Linked DNA regions of Homo sapiens: region 1 is linked to region 2. Evidence: read pairs that join two places in POLR2A ChIA-PET (ENCODE). Cell type or tissue: A673. All regions are shown on one strand. Each heading gives the region's core, and the rest is flanking DNA. Links, peaks and the distances in the headings are about the cores only.

Region 1 (8,329 bases), core at 118-8,117, 85 kb before region 2:
AATCTACCTTTTCCTAGAAAAACATATGATTTAAGTGTTTAATAATGGGGAAAAATTTAAACACAAGCAAATCAATCATGTTCTTTGCTAAAATCTGAGGTCTGGACTGGTTAGCATTGTCCTGGTATTTGTAAAGATTTCCACATTCTCAGTCAGGTATATTTTCTGATTGTCTAGCCAGGATACCAGTGAACTAACAGGCCCTGATGTAAATGCAGTCAGAATGATCAAAACTTTCATTTCCTCAGCAAGGAGTCTAAGATACAGCTGTAAACTGTACACAGAAGCCCCATGAAACAGATGAGTCTCTCAGACCTTATTTCTTGCTCTCTGAATGCCGTGGATCATGGCAGAATTGAAAAGTGGTGACAGTGGTTAAAGTCAGGGATGAGGTTCAAACATCTACATGACTATCACTCACCAGTGGGAGAACAAATGAACTAATAGCTTCATATCCAAATGAATTTTTCAGGGTTTTTCCAGTTTGAATTGACAAAAGAGCAAACCAACCAACCAACCTTAAGCTGGTGGATGTGGAGTGGAATGGGTGGTGAATATAAACCAAGAGTACAGGAGTAGATCTTAATGTCACGGCCAAATGGCTCCAGGCATTCAGCCCATGTTGTAAGAATTAGTCTCCATCTCTGTGCTGCTTTCCTCTGGGAGGTTCACTCCCAGGCAGGTTCTTCCTTCATGGAAATAAGATGCCTATTCCAGTCTTCCAGCCTATCCTCTGGAAACCCCAGTGGGAAGTGCTGCTTTCCCCAGTAGTCCCAGCAAAAGCCCTGAGGTTGGGGTCCATCAGACTAATTGGGGTCATATGCTGACCTGTTATTGTTTCCAGGCTTGGGGTTTGGTGTGTGGGCTGGGGGGTGAAGCACATGGATGAGATGGGGATGGGAGGGTTACCGAGGAAAATACAGGTTCTGTTACCAGAAGAAAGGGGAATGGATGCTGGACAAGCAAAAGCACAAATGTCCACTAAATCAAAGGGAAAATTCAACAGAGCTCATGGAAGACTGAAATTCAGTCTGTAATGTCTGAGACAGTTTGTCCTGCCTCTAGCATACAGCCTTCCCCCCGAAATGTACACAAACACACACTCTCACAACCTTGCTGCCTCCTTCTCGTCAGGTACCACCTGAAGCAGGAAGTTGCAACCAACCCTCTTGTCACCGTCCCTGGCTATTACATGGTATCATGAATGGGGAAAATAGAAAGGAGCCTTTCACACAGTAGACTGATCCATTTCCTATTAACAAGATTTTAATTTCAGGGGCGCCGATGTGTGTTGAAAGACTGCTGCAAAATTCTTGACAACACAGTATTACCTCCAGAAACTGTGGTTCCACCATTCACTGTCTTCTCAGGCTGCCCAGGTAACCTTGGCTGTTGATTAATTTTATTTTAACTTCCTAAAACTCAGTTGTATTTTCCATCGCAAAAGTAATGCTTACGATTCCTATCTCTGGCAATATGTTGATAGAGCTAACTTAGAAATTCACCTGTACAAAGTACCTAGAAATGCTACCTAACATATAACAAGCATCTGTTTAAATGCATAATTGGGTTCACCAGAAAATAAGGAAATTATGAAGGGCCAAACACAAAGAGGAAACTAAGCCCAAGCTGTGAGATTGCACGGGTTAATGCTGTCTTCATAATAGAGTGATTTGAGGGGTGATACTCATGTCGGGATGGAAATAAAGCCTTGGATCCACACATGGCAGAGAGATCCTCAAATACTCTTAAAGGATTCCCTCTCAAGGAAAAGTCGATGTAAAACAAATCTGCTGCCAACACAGGGAATGTACAAGAAAGCATTTCTTGCCTGGCCTGGACTCTGGGTAGAAAAAGTCTGTCTAGAGAATTTTAGTACTGGGCTTACCCTCACATTGGTCATGGGTTTAATTTGTACATTCCACATGGCCCAGGAATTCCCAGACTGAAAAGTTAGCATAAACCATGGTCTAAGACCAGCAATACCCTGGGGATACCTGAGAGGGGCAAATATTAATACATTATCTCTGGACCTTGGCTGATAGAATGCTCACAAGTAAAGCCCATCAGGAGCCCGGAGTTCCAAATTATAAAGCTTGAGGAAACAAAAGTGATACGTACTTCTCTCAGAAAACTTGGAAAACACTGAAAAGCAGAAGGAAGGAGAAAACCTCACATTCCCTTAGCCCTACCCCAAGACAGTATCTTCTTCTCCATGTTGTTTTACACAGCTGAAATCATGTAGCATATACAGAGGCACGTCATAAATTCACAGATGGAAAATAATATGAACAGAGAGATTTGACAGTATATGATACCTACCACTGAGTGGTTTAATTGTTTTTCCAATTAAAAAATAAATCTCATCTCTCAGATCATTGAATCTGAGTTTCTAAGATGAACAAAATCATCACTCAGATTCTTCGGGGAGGCATTTGGCCATTCTACCGTGTCATGCATCTCTGCTTTTGCAGAGGAGGAAGGAGAGACTTTTGTTTAGTAATTTCTCCATATTGGGGTCCTGCTGTGAAAAAGTTTAGCTGTTCTTAGCAAGCACTGGACCAGAACAGCCTCAGCGATTATTTAAGTGATTGTCAGACATGCATCTGATTGAGGTGAGAAGGATATTGCCAGAGAAATATCTTAACTTCTTGTAACTTCTTCAAGCTCCTTAGAGCTGGGTCTTTCTTTCCCCAGGACTCTTCTCAGGGGAGCTCCCGGAGTGCACTCAGGAGCTGATGATTGACGTCACCAAGAGCTACTACCAGAAGTTTTTGCCCCTGACGCAAGTCTAGCATCTCTGCCTCATGTCTTGAATCTGCTTGAGCTCTAAGATGAACCTGGGGACAAAGTGAGCCAGTCAGCACCTACAAAGAGCTTTTGTGTCTTTGACATCTACCACCCTCCTCCTTTTAAAAAATTTCTTTAGAATTTCTCAATCTTCAAGGCTCTAAGTGCTTAAGAATTCACTAACAGACAGACCATCTGGAGGAGCTGTCTTCAAATGCTGTGCTTACACCTTATCTATGAACAGTCACTTTGTACCATTATCTGTGGAACACAGAATCATCTGTTCCCAACACTCCAGCCCCTTGGTCCTGTGGATGGCTGGATCCCGCCTGAAACGGACCTGCAGAGCAGCAGCACCCTTCCGGTGTGGAGGCTATGTAGCTGGTGCGCTGCTCACGGCCATTCACTGCCCATGCTGAGCGCCTCTCACACAGGTAATGCCCAGCTTTTCTGCTGCTAACACATTTGGCCAGTTGTTGCAGTTGCTCATCATCTTGGGAAAGGTGTTTGTGACTTTTCAGAGCCCAGATTCCTGTTGTCTATTAAAACTTGAAGGGAGGGGTGAATAGTGTTTCTCTCTTCTTCCCAAAATGACCTTAGCTGTCCTAGGATAGTTAGTAAAAGACTTTTTAGCATTTTGACCTAGGGCCTTTGGCTTTCACTAAAAGTGGGGACCTCAGTATCCCAGATTGTAATTTTGCCAAGTGTTAGATTTGAGTCTCTCATGTGGATGCATTAGTCAGGTGGTTACTCCTTGCTTCAAGGTACTTACCTTATTTCATTGAAGACACCGCATTTGTGAACTCTTGCTTCCTGGCCTAGAACCATTCAGCCTACCCTGTATTTGCCATAAACTCCACAATTCACACCAAAATGTCTGTACTTAGAGCTAATTCGCATATATACAGGAAGGGCTCTTAGAATCAGTTTGTGGGCACAGAGCCTCAGGAGTAAATGAAGTTACTAGGGCTGTTCTTACCATCTCCTTCTGGCCAAATAGCACAACATTTCCTCGTTCTGCTCTGACCTCTTAGCTTAGAAGGAAGATTCAGAAGTGAGGGGCTAAGAAGGTTGTCCTTGCCTAATGCTCTGATCTGTAAGTGAATAGGGCAGAACAGTTCAGCCTTGAGGTTAGAATTTAGCAGGAGCTATCCTGACTTAATATCCAGTTGTGGGGTTTGCAAAACAAAACAGCTGTATGTAATCATTGCCACTAGTTCCATCTAGAACTCCTTTCTAGTTTGTTATTTTTAAAATGTTTATACATAAAACCACCAAAATACATAGCTTCGACAAGATGGAAGTTTATTTCTCTCTCCCATAACAGTGCAGTGATAGTCAGCTGGTCCAGGCCAGGCAAGGGGCTGGTCCATGATGTCATCAGGCACCCAGGTTCCTACTGTCTTGCCATGTGGCCACAGTTAGCAACAAAGGAGGCTGTAAATTTAGTTTCTACTTGGGCAGCCAAAACTCTGAGGAAGGAGATTCTGCTAGTAAAAAGGAGTGGGGGAAGAATGGCCATTGGGAGACAACAAGCAGACTCAACCAGGCCTCTTTGTTGGCTTCCTTTCCTCCTGCTGCACATGAGCCTTCGCCGTGCATTTGGAGCCATGACAGCTGATAGCTCCAGACCTGCATCCTCCTAGCTTGGGGGCTCTGAATGAAAGGTTTCTTCCCTTCCAGTTCGAATTTGGAAACTCCCAAAGTTCTCAATGGTTTGTTGTGAGTTCCATGTCCTCTTGGATCAGTCACTGTGGCCATGCATGTTTGGCCACATGATTAATCCAGTCTGGGTCATGACCTTTTCTTCATCCAAAACAAGGTGATGGGAAGACAAAAACAATAGCTACTACAAACAATAGGAGTTTATAATTATGTGCTGATGTATTCGAAGATGTGTTGACAGTCGTGAGTGTGTATCCTAGGAAAGGCGAGCTGGACTCTGTCTCCATGGTGGCTCTCACCCCAGGGACCTAGGAACAGCCTGTCACCACACAATTACTTTTATAACCCTGGAGATGAAAATCTCCTTGTCCTCAAAATACTTCCAGAAGAACAACCAGATGGGAAGGACCTTGGTTGGGACTCTTTCCAGTTCACTTGGGGCAGAGGGAATTTAATGGCTCACGTAGCTGAAAAGGATGGGCTAGATTGGGCTTCAGGCTGCATCCCAGGACTCCAAACAGGGATCTGTCTCTTTGGCTCTCAGCTCTGCTTTCATTTGAGTTGGCTTTATTCTTGGGCTTCACAGTGTGGCCCCACAGCACCAGTTATTGATAAAAAGAGCTCCCCTTTGCTGACAGAACTGCTGGATTTGGTTCTCATTGGTCCAGACGAGGAAGGTATCCAGCCTCAAGTCATCATTGTGGCCAGGAAGATGGAATACACCAAATGGACAGGCCTGGCATGTACCCACAGAGACTGAGAGTTGGTGCTGGTGGTTGTGGTGGCAGATGATATTACCTGAAGAAGGGACGAATGGGTGCTGGGCAGGACAAAGCATCAGCTGTCCAGTTCAGGCCTCTCCTCTTTCCCTGGTGTCTTCATTTTCCTCCGTCTCCCTGCTGTCCCTTACCCTCTGCCCAATCTCTCATTACTCCTGGTCTTGGGAGTTGCCTTCTGAGGATACTCCACTGGGGGTACCTGAGCCTGGATTAGAGGGCAGGGGGAGGATATTGCCTAGCCAAAGTGGGTGTTCAATAAAGAACCATTTGGAGATGGTCTTCTGTCTGGAACTGCTTCCTTTTTGTTTTATTATTTTTCCCCAGATGAGCTGACTGGGCCATGGAACTGCATCCTTATGGTTCCCATAGCACCTTACCGAGGCGCCCTTATCAATAGAGTTTTAGTTATGTACCTGTGTTCTTGTCTGAACCCCTACTAACTGTGAGCTCCTGAGGAGTCAGGCCTGAGTCTGTGGGTCATCTAGCACATCCTTAATAGAATGATTGCCTGGATGTGACCACCCTCACCCCCAACCCTCACACACCCTGCCAGCATGCCTCAGACCTTACCCCAGCTCAAGATAAGTCTCAGATTGCAGGATACCTGCTGCAGGGAACAAAGGTGAATGATTGTCTTGTGAGCCTCCTGTTGACTGATTCTGTTTTACATGGCTGCACAGAGCCCTTGTGGTTATTTGGGGTTGGGGTGGTGGCTTCTGTATTAGTCACTTCTGCATGAACCATTTCACTCAGGATCTGAGGCCACAGTTCCTTTCTTAGTCACTGATACATCTGGCAGACTTGAAATTAATCAGACAAACATTGTTCATAGTTAACATATCCTTGGAAGTTTCTCAGCTATAAGGAAGAGGTCTTGGTGGCTAGGGAGGCCTTTCTCTGTATCCTGTTCTATCCAGTGAGAGCCTAGAGGGTGCTGCCCAGCCATATTCTGGCTAGCCTCAGCGGTTCTCCTGAAAAAAAATTGGCATCTGACAACCTGGATGGTGACTATAGGTAGTCAAATCCAGCTGGCTGGTCTCCTGGGGGTTAGCTTCCATGGAGCTGCAAGTCCCCTGAAATGATACTGGCAGTGTTGGGACAGCGTGTCCGAAGGCCTGGTTTTTTCAGAACTGGTCTCAGCAAAATGTCTCGCCAACTTCTACAGTTCCCATAAGTACATGATAACTGAAACACTTCTAGAGCCCCCCAGCAATGGGCTTGTGCTTTTAGTAGAATATGTGCTTGCTTCCATTTAGGGGTAAGAAGGTGGGCCCCTCACCATATGCTGCACAGAGAAGAGAGACACCATCACTCATTTATTCATTTAACAAGTGCTTTCCAAGCCACTACTAGGTGCCAAGCACTTCCTAGGTCCTGGGGATACAGTGGAGACTAAGATGGAGCCAGTTCTTTCTCATAGGGATCTCACAGCTTAGTGAGTGAGAAAGCCAAAGAGTCAAAATACAGAGAGGGTCTGAGGGGCCCATTTTGAGAGCCATCATAGTGGTGAGGAGTGTGAGTGCTAGAGTCAGGCTGATCAAATCCCAGCCTGCCATTGGCTAGCCTTGTGACTTTGAGCAAGTTATCTTACTTCGTGGAACCTCAGGTTTCTCATCCATAAAATGGGGAAGTTGGATAGGGTATTATGATGATTGAAATGCATTTATACATGTAAAGCATAAGTACTGGCTCAGGGTGAGCACTCAATAAACGGCAGTTTATTAGGCACTTTTATTAGGAAGTGATACACCTTGAGCAAAACCCCTTAGAGTATAAGGCATAGCATTCTTACATATTTTTAAAATTTAAAATAAAATTTAAAACATCTTGCCCTTTATAATCAGTCCGCCACAAACAAGAGATGGAGAAATCACCCTTCCTTGTTTTGTATCTATGGGGTGCAAACATTTAATCCTCCCAACTGTCAAAAAAGTGAGAGTTTCACAGCCTGTTTTACAGCAGAGGAAACTGATATTCAGAGAGGTTAAGTAAATTTGCCCAATGCCACACATCTAATAAATGGCTGAGCTGGAATCAAGGCCAGCTCTTACTTGGCTGCAAAATCCATGTTTTATGCAGCTCCTCCACTATCTTGGCCTCCAAGGCAGCTGGCTTTGAACACTACCCTTGCAGCCCAGTCAGCCAATCCCTTGCTCTCCTGAAGCTTTTGCTGGTGGGCCAGCCCCACCTGCTTTCCTTGTGCACTCTGACTTGGACCCTGAAGTGAGAAGAGTTGGCACAGGACATCTTACTTCCCTGAAAACAGTACCTGGACTTTTCTGTATCTTCACATCCATTGGGCATTGGGCAAATGGGTCATGCAGATGAAAACCATCCAAGATAAGAGACATGGGAGTGAAATTCACACCCACTCTGGCTTTCATACCATGGGTCTGAACATTAGCCCATGGTGTTTCTTGGCCATACTGACCTGTGCCATTTCAGCTGCATTCATCTCAGTTGGTGTTGTCTGCTGGCTGCTCTTTCTGATTTCCCACAGGAGCAGTAAGAACCTGAGGAAGAGTAGGGTCAGAGGAGTCTGGGAGAATGAGGAAATATGAGAGCCCCAGGAACTGAAAAGGCCTGTGAGAGACTCTGAGCTTCCTGGGAACAGGTATAGGTTCTTTTTATTTCAATAATAACAGAAACAACTGTCAAAACCATGTGCCTGTACTATTTGGAGTGCTGTCCTTGCAGAATCTCATTATAAGAACCTTAGGAAATAGGCACATCATCTCCTGGATAGAATCCTAGGAAATGGGCACTATAATGGGCACTTTATCCCATTTTATAAACATGGAAATTGAGGCACAGAGAGATTAAGTACTTTCCCAAGGTCATACAGCTAGTGATGGAGGAGCTAGCATTTGAACCCGGAGTTTTTAGTCTATTGAGTTTAACCGACAGATCATACTGTGTTTTGGTAGGGAGGGAGGGAGGAAGCAAGCAAGTGAACAAATGAGTCTGGGATTTAGGACTTGCCAGACAAACAAGGCCCAAGAGGCAAGTGTGCAGGTGGGTGTAGTTGGGAGTCAGCAGAGTTGGGTTGGAATTCAAGCTTTGCCACCTGCTGGCTATAAACCTTGGTTGGGTAA
Region 2 (8,329 bases), core at 183-8,182:
AGGGTCTAGCTCTGTCACCCAGGCTGGAGTGCAGTGCTGCGATCTCGGCTCACTGCAACTTCCACCTCCGGGGCTCAAGAATTCTCCCGCCTCAGCCTCCTGAGTAGCTGGGACTACAGGCTGTGCACCATCATGCCCAGCTAATTTTTGTATTTTTTGTAGAGATAGAGTTTTGCCATGTTGCCTGGGCTGGTCTTGAACTCCTGGGCTCAAGTGATCCACCTGCCTCAGCCTCCCAAAGTGCCGCGATTACAGGTGTGAGCCACTACACAAGGCCTCTTGTCTCTGTGTGTGTGTGTGTGTTTTTTAATTGAGATGGAATCTCACTCTGTTTCCCAGGCTGGGGTGCAGTGGTGCGATCTCGGCTCACTGCAACCTCCGCCTCCTGGGTTCAAGCAATTCTCCTGCCTCAGCTTCCTGAGTAGCTGGGATTACACACACCCACAACCACACCTGGCTAGTTGTTATATTTTTAGTACAGACGGGGTTTCACCATGTTGGCCAGGCTGGTCTTGAACTCCTGACCTCATGATCCACCTGCATCGGCCTCCCAAAGTTCTGGATTACCACGCCTGGCCCTTTATTCCTGTTTCTTACCTCTCTATTCCTGGTAGAGGAATTTGTATTTCCCTGATGACTAATGATGTTGATGTCACCCACCCTCATTACTTTTCGTCCCAGAGCTTTCCTGGCTATTCTGTTTTTAATTTTTATTTTTTTGTTTACTTTTTTCTTTCAAATTTTTTTTTTGTTTTATAGTTTGTTTTTAAGAAGACAAAAAAAGATCCCTCTGTAGGTTCAGCTACAGAAATCTTGTTACAACTTTTATTTCCTCTGGAGAGTCAAGTTTGACTGTCTTCTCTGTGCTGTTTTCTTTTAAAAAAGTTTTAATGAGATATAATTCACATACCACACAATTTGCCCATTTAAAGCATGCAATGCAATAGATTTTATTACATTCACAGATATGTGCAACCAAACTATCACCAGAGTCGATTGTAGAACATTTTCATCACCTCAACAAGAAACCCTGGGACCAGGCGCAGTGGCTCACACCTGTAATCCCAGCACTTTGGGAAGCAGAGGCGGGTGGATCGCTTGAGCCCAGGACAGCCTGGGGAACATAGTGAGATCCCATCTCTACAAGAAAACAAACAACAACAACAACAAAAAATTAGCCAGTTGAGATGGCATGTGCCTATAGTCCTAGCTACTAAGGAGGCTGAGGTGGGAGGATCATCTTAGCCCAGGAAGTTGAGGCTGTGGTGAGCCATGATCACTCCACTGCACTGCATCCTGGGTGATAGGAGACCCTGTCTTAAGAAAAAAAAGAAAAAATAAGAAACCCTGTACACTTTAGCTATTATCCCTGACTCCCACCTACCTCCCTTAGCCCTCGGCAATCACTAACCTACTTTTTGTCTCTACGGGTTTGCCTATTCTTAACATTTCATGTAAGTGCAATCATATAATACGTGGTCTTTTGTGACTGGTTTATTTTACTTAGCATAGAGTTTTCAAGGTTCATCCATTTTGTGGCATATATAATACTTCATTACTTTTTATGGCCAAATGATATTCCGTTGTATCAATATACCATGTTTTACTTATCCATTCATCAGTCAAACATTTGGCTTATTTCCAATTTTTGGCTGTTATGAATAGTGTCGCTATGAATATTCACTACAGGTTTTTGTTTGAGCTCCTATTTTCTTTCTTTCTTTCTTTCTTTCTTTCTTTCTTTCTTTCTTTCTTTCTTTCTTTCTTTCTTTCTTTCTTTTTTTTTTTTGAGCCGGAGTCTCGTTCTGTTGCCCAGGTTGGAGTGCAGTGGTGCAATCTCGGCTCACTGCAACCTCTGCCTCCCAGGTTCAAGTGGTTCTCCTGCTTCAACCTCCCAAGTAGCTGGGATTACAGATGCGTGCCACCATGCTTGGCTAATTTTTTTGTATTTTTAGTAGAGATGGGGTTTCATTATGTTGGCCAGGCTGGTCTTGAACTCCTGACCTCAAGTGATCTGCCCACCTCTACCTCCCAGAGGGCTGGGATTACAGGTGTGAGCCACTGTGCCTGGCCTGAGCCCCTATTTTCAATTCTTTTGGGTGTATACCTAGGAGCAGAATTGCTGGGTCACATGGTAATTTTGTTTAGTGTATTGAGAAACTTTCAAACTGTTTTCCACAGTAACTGAACCATTTTACTTTTCCATCAGCAATGAATGAGGCTTCCAACTTTTTCATAGCCTCACTAAGACTTGTTTTTGTTTGTTTTAATTCCAGCCATCTTAGTGGGTATGAAGTGATATCTCATTGTGGTTGGTTTGTATTTCCCTGATGACGAATGATGTGGGGAATCTTTTCATGTACTTATTGGCTAAACATATATGTTTTTTTGGAGAAATGTCTATTCAAGTCCTTTGCCCGTTTAAAAAGTTGGGTCATTTATCTTTTTATTATTGAGTGCTAATTGTTCTGTATTTTCCTGACTATTCCTGGATGTTCATTCTTCTAGTTGAACCTTCACCAAGAATGACTAGCGGCCAGGCGTGGTGGCTCATGCCTGTAATCCCATCACTTTGGGAGGCCGAAGTGGGCAGATCACTTGAGGTCAGGAGTTCGAGACCAGCCTGGCCAACATGGTGAAACCCCATCTCTACTAAAAATACAAAAATTAGCCAGGTGTGGTGGTGCATGCCTGTAATCCCAGCTACTAGGGAGGCTGAGGCAGGAGAATTGCTTAAGCCCAGGAGGCAGAGGTTGCAGTGATCTGAGATGGCGCCACTGCACTCCAGCCTGGGCAACAGAGTAAGACTCTGTCTCAAAAAATTAAATAAGAAAAAAAAAAAAAGAATGACTAGCAACTTTTACATAGCTGAAAAGCAAAAACCAAATATTCCTCCTGACTCTAGTCTAACAGATTCTGCAGATAAAATTTTCCCCAAAGCATCTTCCCGCTTAAATGACCTGAAAAAACTGTGAAGTTGATTTAAGTCTCACTTGTGTACATGAAACAGAAATGAGTTCTAGCATAGCCTGCTCTCTCTCTCTTTCTTTTTTTTTCTTTTTGAGATGGAGTCTTGCTCTGTTACCCAGGCTGGAGTGCAGTGGTGTGATCTTGGCTCACTGCCACACCTGCCTCCCAGGTTCAAGTGATTCTCCTGCCTCAGCCTCCCAAATAGTTGGGATTACAGGCGCCTGCCACCACACCCAGCTAATTTTTTGTATTTTTAGTAGAGACGGGGTTTCACTGTGTTAGCCAGGATAGTCTCAATCTCCTGACCTCATGGTCTGCCCGCCTCAGTCTCCCAAAGGGCTGGCATTATAGGTGTGAGCCACTGTGCCTGGTCCAGCCCTCTCTTAAAAGCTTGTGTATGATGTGTGCATGGGAGTTCCTAATTACTCTCCGGCCTAATTTACTTTGGTGTAGCACTGACTCCAATATTAAGGCTGGAGAAGCCCTTTCCAAGATCAGCATCCCAAGCTGGCCTGCGGTGCTTATCACAGCTTCTTAGGGCTCTCATCTCCTCCTGGGTTCAGAACTGAACCCAAACTACATGCACAGCCTGACTCACAGCTGTGGGTTGCAGTGATTGCTGGGCTTCATTAGGGAGGAGTGTGGTTTCCCGCATGCTTAGTCTTTGGGGGGAGTCTGAAAGAGAATCAAGCATTCCTTATGCCAGTTGCTTAATCCTTGGGGGTATCTGAAAGAAGCAAGCACTTCTTAGATCAATATTTTCAAGACTTATCTGATGCAGGCCTCTGCCTGGGGCTGGAGGATAGACTGTTTCTTCAGCTTCTCTCTCTCCAGGGTGGATATGAACTTGAGCCCTTGCAATGAACTGCTTGCATGTTTTCCCCCCTGGGAAATTTGTGTATGTATGTGCAATTATGATGGGGGAAACGGTTTAAAGATACTTTCAAAAGTGGACACTTCTAGTGTTTGTCCCTTGACAAATGAGTTTCTCGACCTGTTTTTTTTTCATTATCAACGCCTCCCCTAGTCTTTTTAATTTCCCCACCCTCACCCCTACCCCATGAAATTTTATTTTCTTTCTTTTTTTTTTTTTGAGACCAAGTTTCGATCTTTTTGCCCAAGATGGTGTGCAATGGCGCGATCTAGGCTCACCTCAATCTCCACCTCCCGGGTTCAAGCGATTCTCCTGCCTCAGCCTCCCGAGTAGCTGGAATTACAGGCATGCACCACCACGCCCAGCTAATTTTGTATTTTTAGTAGAGACTGGGTTTCTCCATGTTGGTCAGTCTGGTCTCAAACTCCTGACCTCAGGTGATCCGCCCGTCTCGACCTCCCAAAGTGCTGGGATTACAGGCATAAGCCACCGCGCCCGGCCTCTTTTCTTTTCAAGACAGGGTCTCACTCTGTCACCCAGGCTGGAGTGTAATGGCGTGATCATGGCTCCCTGCAGCCTCAACCTCCTGGGCTCAAGTGATCCTCCTGTCTCAGACTCCCAAGTAGCTGAGACTACAGGCATGTGCCACGACACCTGGTTAATTTTTTTTTTTTGTATTCTTTTGTAGAGATGGGGTCTCACTATGTTGCCTAGGCTGGTCTTGAGCTCCTGGGCTCAAGCAATCCTCCTGCCTCTACCTCCCAAAGTGCTGGGATTACAGGCATGAGCCTCCACGTCTGCCCTGAAATTTCAATATCACAGCTATACTGTATATCTATTTATGTGCTGTATGTATGCTGTGCTTTGTACATAAAAAATATGTTTTATTTTTTGCCCCGTTGGGGTGAGATAGAGACCGCACTGAGAATGCACGCTTTACATAATTAGTTCACAACTTGCCCCCGGCAGCCTCCACCACGTAAAATTAGAAGAAAGCAGCCCAGCAGGGCCTACAAGGAATGTGTGAACGGATGCACGTAAAGTGCTTAGCAAAGCGTGGTAAACAAGAGCCCTTGTTGTCATTCTTGCTTTAAGCCTAGTCCCAGTGATGTCTGTAACCCTCTCTTGGGCCAAGGAGTCCCATGGCTCTGGAGGGCTGTTCAGAGGACTAAGTCATTCCCAGTCTGGAGCTCTACGGGATCAGTAGGTACCTAAGGGAGTGAATTGGGCTTGGAGGGACTGTGGCCAGAAGACAGCTCTGGGCCTGGTGGTGATAGAACTTCTGATTTCTCAGGAAAAGCCAAGAATGTGGATTTTGGGTTAAATCTCCTGAATTTTAAGCATTGGCTCAATTAAACAACAATAAGGCAATGTGAACCGAACAAAAGGGATGAAACCAAGATTTACTGACTTTCCCAGAGTCACGGGCACGGCTGGGATTCCAACAAGGACTCCCAAACCAGTGCTCTTTCCACTTAACCTAACGCACACCCTTCATCTCGCCGCCCCTCCCCACTTCCCCGTCTTTGGGAGTTCTTCGATGCCTCTTCCCCCCTCCCCCCAGGATTCCCTCCCCATAGGCCACCCGCCTTCCAGCAGGGCGTGGTCTCTACAGAGGAGGTCAGGTCTCCCAGGCTTCCTCAGCGTCGACGCCGGGGAGCGCCCTGGGGTTGGGAGCGCCCGGGGCCCGCGAAGGAGGAGGTGGCTCAGGTGTCAGGGCGCACCGTGGGAACCGGCCCCGGGGGAGGCGTGGAAACGCGGGGCCTGGGACTCGACCAGCCTCTCCCGTGCGGATCGCAAAATCTCGGAGCTGAAACAGCCCGTTGTTCGCAGCCTCCCTCTGACCCGCCACCCTGCACATTGTTTTCCATTCGCCCGGGTCGCGGGTGGGAGGAGAGGCACGCCGGGGTTCTGGAGCTTGGCCGCGCGCCAGGCTTGTGGCCTTCGTCCCCCTGGGGCCACTGGGGCGGCCACGCCTCTCCGGCGGGAGGAGAGAACGCGTGGGTCCGGGTGGCTGCTCCGGCCCTTCCGCCTCCAGCTCGGCCATGGGGTCGCGCAGCTCCCACGCCGCGGTCATTCCCGACGGGGACAGTATTCGGCGAGAGACCGGCTGTGAGTGCGCCCGCGTCGGCGGCTGCGGAGGGGACGGGGCGAACCCAGGCGTCTGGGGCTAGGGAAGGGGTTGGGTTGAAGGATGGACGAACTTACAAGTCTGGGGTCCGGGGCTCCCCGGAGCTGGAAGACCAAGGCCCCTGTGCCTGGGATCGCTGGGTTAGGGGCGGGTTAACCTAGGGGTCCCAGCCTCCAAGTCTGGGGAGGATCCGGGTTCACGGGGTCGGAGTCCAGAGGAATCCAGGCACCCAGGTGTCCTCCAGCCCGGCTCGAAGCTGAAGGCAGAGCTGACGGCGGTTGGAAGGGATGGCTTTGGTTCTTTGGTTTTCGGGAGGTTGCGAGCCGCCCGGGTCTTGAACCTGGATCTTCGCGGGGTCGTGTCACTCTCCCTCCGCCCCGGCCAGCTCAACCCCTGATTCCCCGGGATGATCGCCCCTTCCAGCCAGCCCCCGCTGTTCTGGCCCATCTTCCTGGCCTGTTGGGGCGGGTTTCTGGAGCTGGCCCTGCAGAGTCACACACCCCCACCCCACTCTCCTTCCCGCAGTCTCCCAAGCCAGCCTGCTCCGCCTGCACCACCGGTTCCGGGCACTGGACAGGAATAAGAAGGGCTACCTGAGGTGAGGGGGAGCCGGCCTCATAACTTCTGGCCTCTGTCTCTCTGACTCCATGTCCCTCTTTGACCCTCCGTCTGGCATCTCTGCCTTACCCTCTTTGAAATTTGGCTTTGCAGCCGCATGGATCTCCAGCAGATAGGGGCGCTCGCCGTGAACCCCCTGGGAGACCGAATTATAGAAAGCTTCTTCCCCGATGGGTGAGGCTTGCTGGGCGTGGGGAGGTGAAGGCGGGAAAACCGGTGTGTGAGTGGGTGGGAGGGGAGGTTAGAGACGGAGGCAAAGTGATGGCCAAGGTGACCACCACCTCTTTCCATTCTGTCCCGTCTCCCCAGGAGCCAGCGAGTGGATTTCCCAGGCTTTGTCAGGGTCTTGGCTCATTTTCGCCCTGTAGAAGATGAGGACACAGAAACCCAAGACCCCAAGAAACCTGAACCTCTCAACAGCAGAAGGAACAAACTTCACTGTGAGTTTGTGAGGACCTGCACAAGTGAGAATGCAGATGTACCCACACCAGGGACAGGCTCCAGGGATCTCCCACTCCCTTCCTGAGGGCATTGACAACCTCCCCCCTCCTCCAAGGTGGGGGGAAGGAAGGTGGCTGCTGGAAGAGAGCCAGGGAAGACCTACCTTCCTTTCCCCCTCCCACCCTCTCCCCAGATGCATTTCAGCTCTATGACCTGGATCGCGATGGGAAGATCTCCAGGCATGAGATGCTGCAGGTTGGCAGAAAGCGAGAGCAAGAGATGTGATGTGTGAAGGATGGGATGGTTAAATGCAATGGTGTGAGAGATGGGGTGGGATGATTGGGGAACTGGGGCGCAGATAATTGGGGTATTGGTTGGGAAATGGGAATGGGTGCAGTTAGAGTGTGGGTTTGTTGGGAGTCGGAGTGGGGAGCAGTTGACTATGAGGTTGGGAATAGATCAGTGATTCTCAACTGGGGGTGATTTTGCTCCCTGAGTGAATATCTGGCAATATCTGGAGATGCTTTTTGTTGTCACAATGGGGGAGAGAGTGTGCTACTGGCATCTAGTGGGTAGAGGTCAGGAATGTGGCTATATATCATGCAATACCCAGGAGAGCCTCTTCCAACAAGGAGTTACCTGGCTCCAAATGTCAACAGTGCCAAGATTGAGAAACTCTGGAACAGATGTGATGGAATGAGGATGGAATTAGAAACCCTTAGTGGCTAAGGTGGAGAATGGTGTGGAGGATGGATGGAGGTTGGGTGATAAAGTTGGGTAATGAGTTTGAGCATATTTTGAGGGTAGTGCAGGATGGTGAGGGAGAGATAGGAGATTGGTTGTTGAAGCAGTAGGGAAAATTATTGGGGGATATGGTGAAAAATGGATGAAGGATGGATTATAAAATTAGCAATAACTTTTGGGATGAGGTGGGCAAGGTTTAGGAGATGGGGAGTTGCAGCCTTCGTGCCCCCTCCTTATGGCTGCCTCTTCACTCATCTCTCAGGTTCTCCGTCTGATGGTTGGGGTACAGGTGACAGAAGAGCAGCTGGAGAACATCGCTGACCGCACGGTGCAGGAGGCTGATGAAGATGGGGATGGGGCTGTGTCCTTCGTGGAGTTCACCAAGGTCAGAGTGCCCTTGGGGATTGGGGAGTTGAGATCAGGAGTTCTGGGGCAGACAGACTTGGGAAACGTTCAACGGAGGAGGGCGGAAAGATAGGGGTTGCCTGGGAATGATGGGGTCTCTGGAATGGGTAGAACCCTGGGGGAGGAGGTTGGGAGCATGGAGAGCT

Evidence for each region. Peaks named below come from ENCODE experiments on the same cell type or tissue, not always from the same donor. Only the 100,000 strongest peaks of a DNase experiment are listed, where the experiment ranks them.
Region 1: POLR2A ChIA-PET joins it to region 2 with 10 read pairs; 4 of 35 experiments call an interaction of 5 or more read pairs at or near these places.

Annotation. Positions count from the first base shown.
Region 1 is chr16:23,664,350-23,672,678 of GRCh38, forward strand. It overlaps DCTN5 (dynactin subunit 5), which reads left to right. Exons shown (of 6, transcript NM_032486.4): 5 at 1,277-1,379; 6 at 2,698-8,329. The coding sequence ends at 2,795. Among named protein-coding and RNA genes, the nearest start is that of PLK1, 10 kb to the right of the region's middle. RefSeq lists an enhancer at 6,065-6,294. In A673, for the core only: no CTCF peak of the experiment used is centred there; no DNase peak of the experiment used is centred there.
Region 2 is chr16:23,749,161-23,757,489 of GRCh38, forward strand. CHP2 (calcineurin like EF-hand protein 2) reads left to right here and starts at 5,866. Exons shown (of 7, transcript NM_022097.4): 1 at 5,866-5,956; 2 at 6,501-6,573; 3 at 6,687-6,767; 4 at 6,903-7,033; 5 at 7,228-7,289; 6 at 8,041-8,163. The coding sequence starts at 5,890. RefSeq lists an enhancer at 5,754-6,399. In A673, for the core only: no CTCF peak of the experiment used is centred there; no DNase peak of the experiment used is centred there; H3K4me3 peaks cover 706 bases.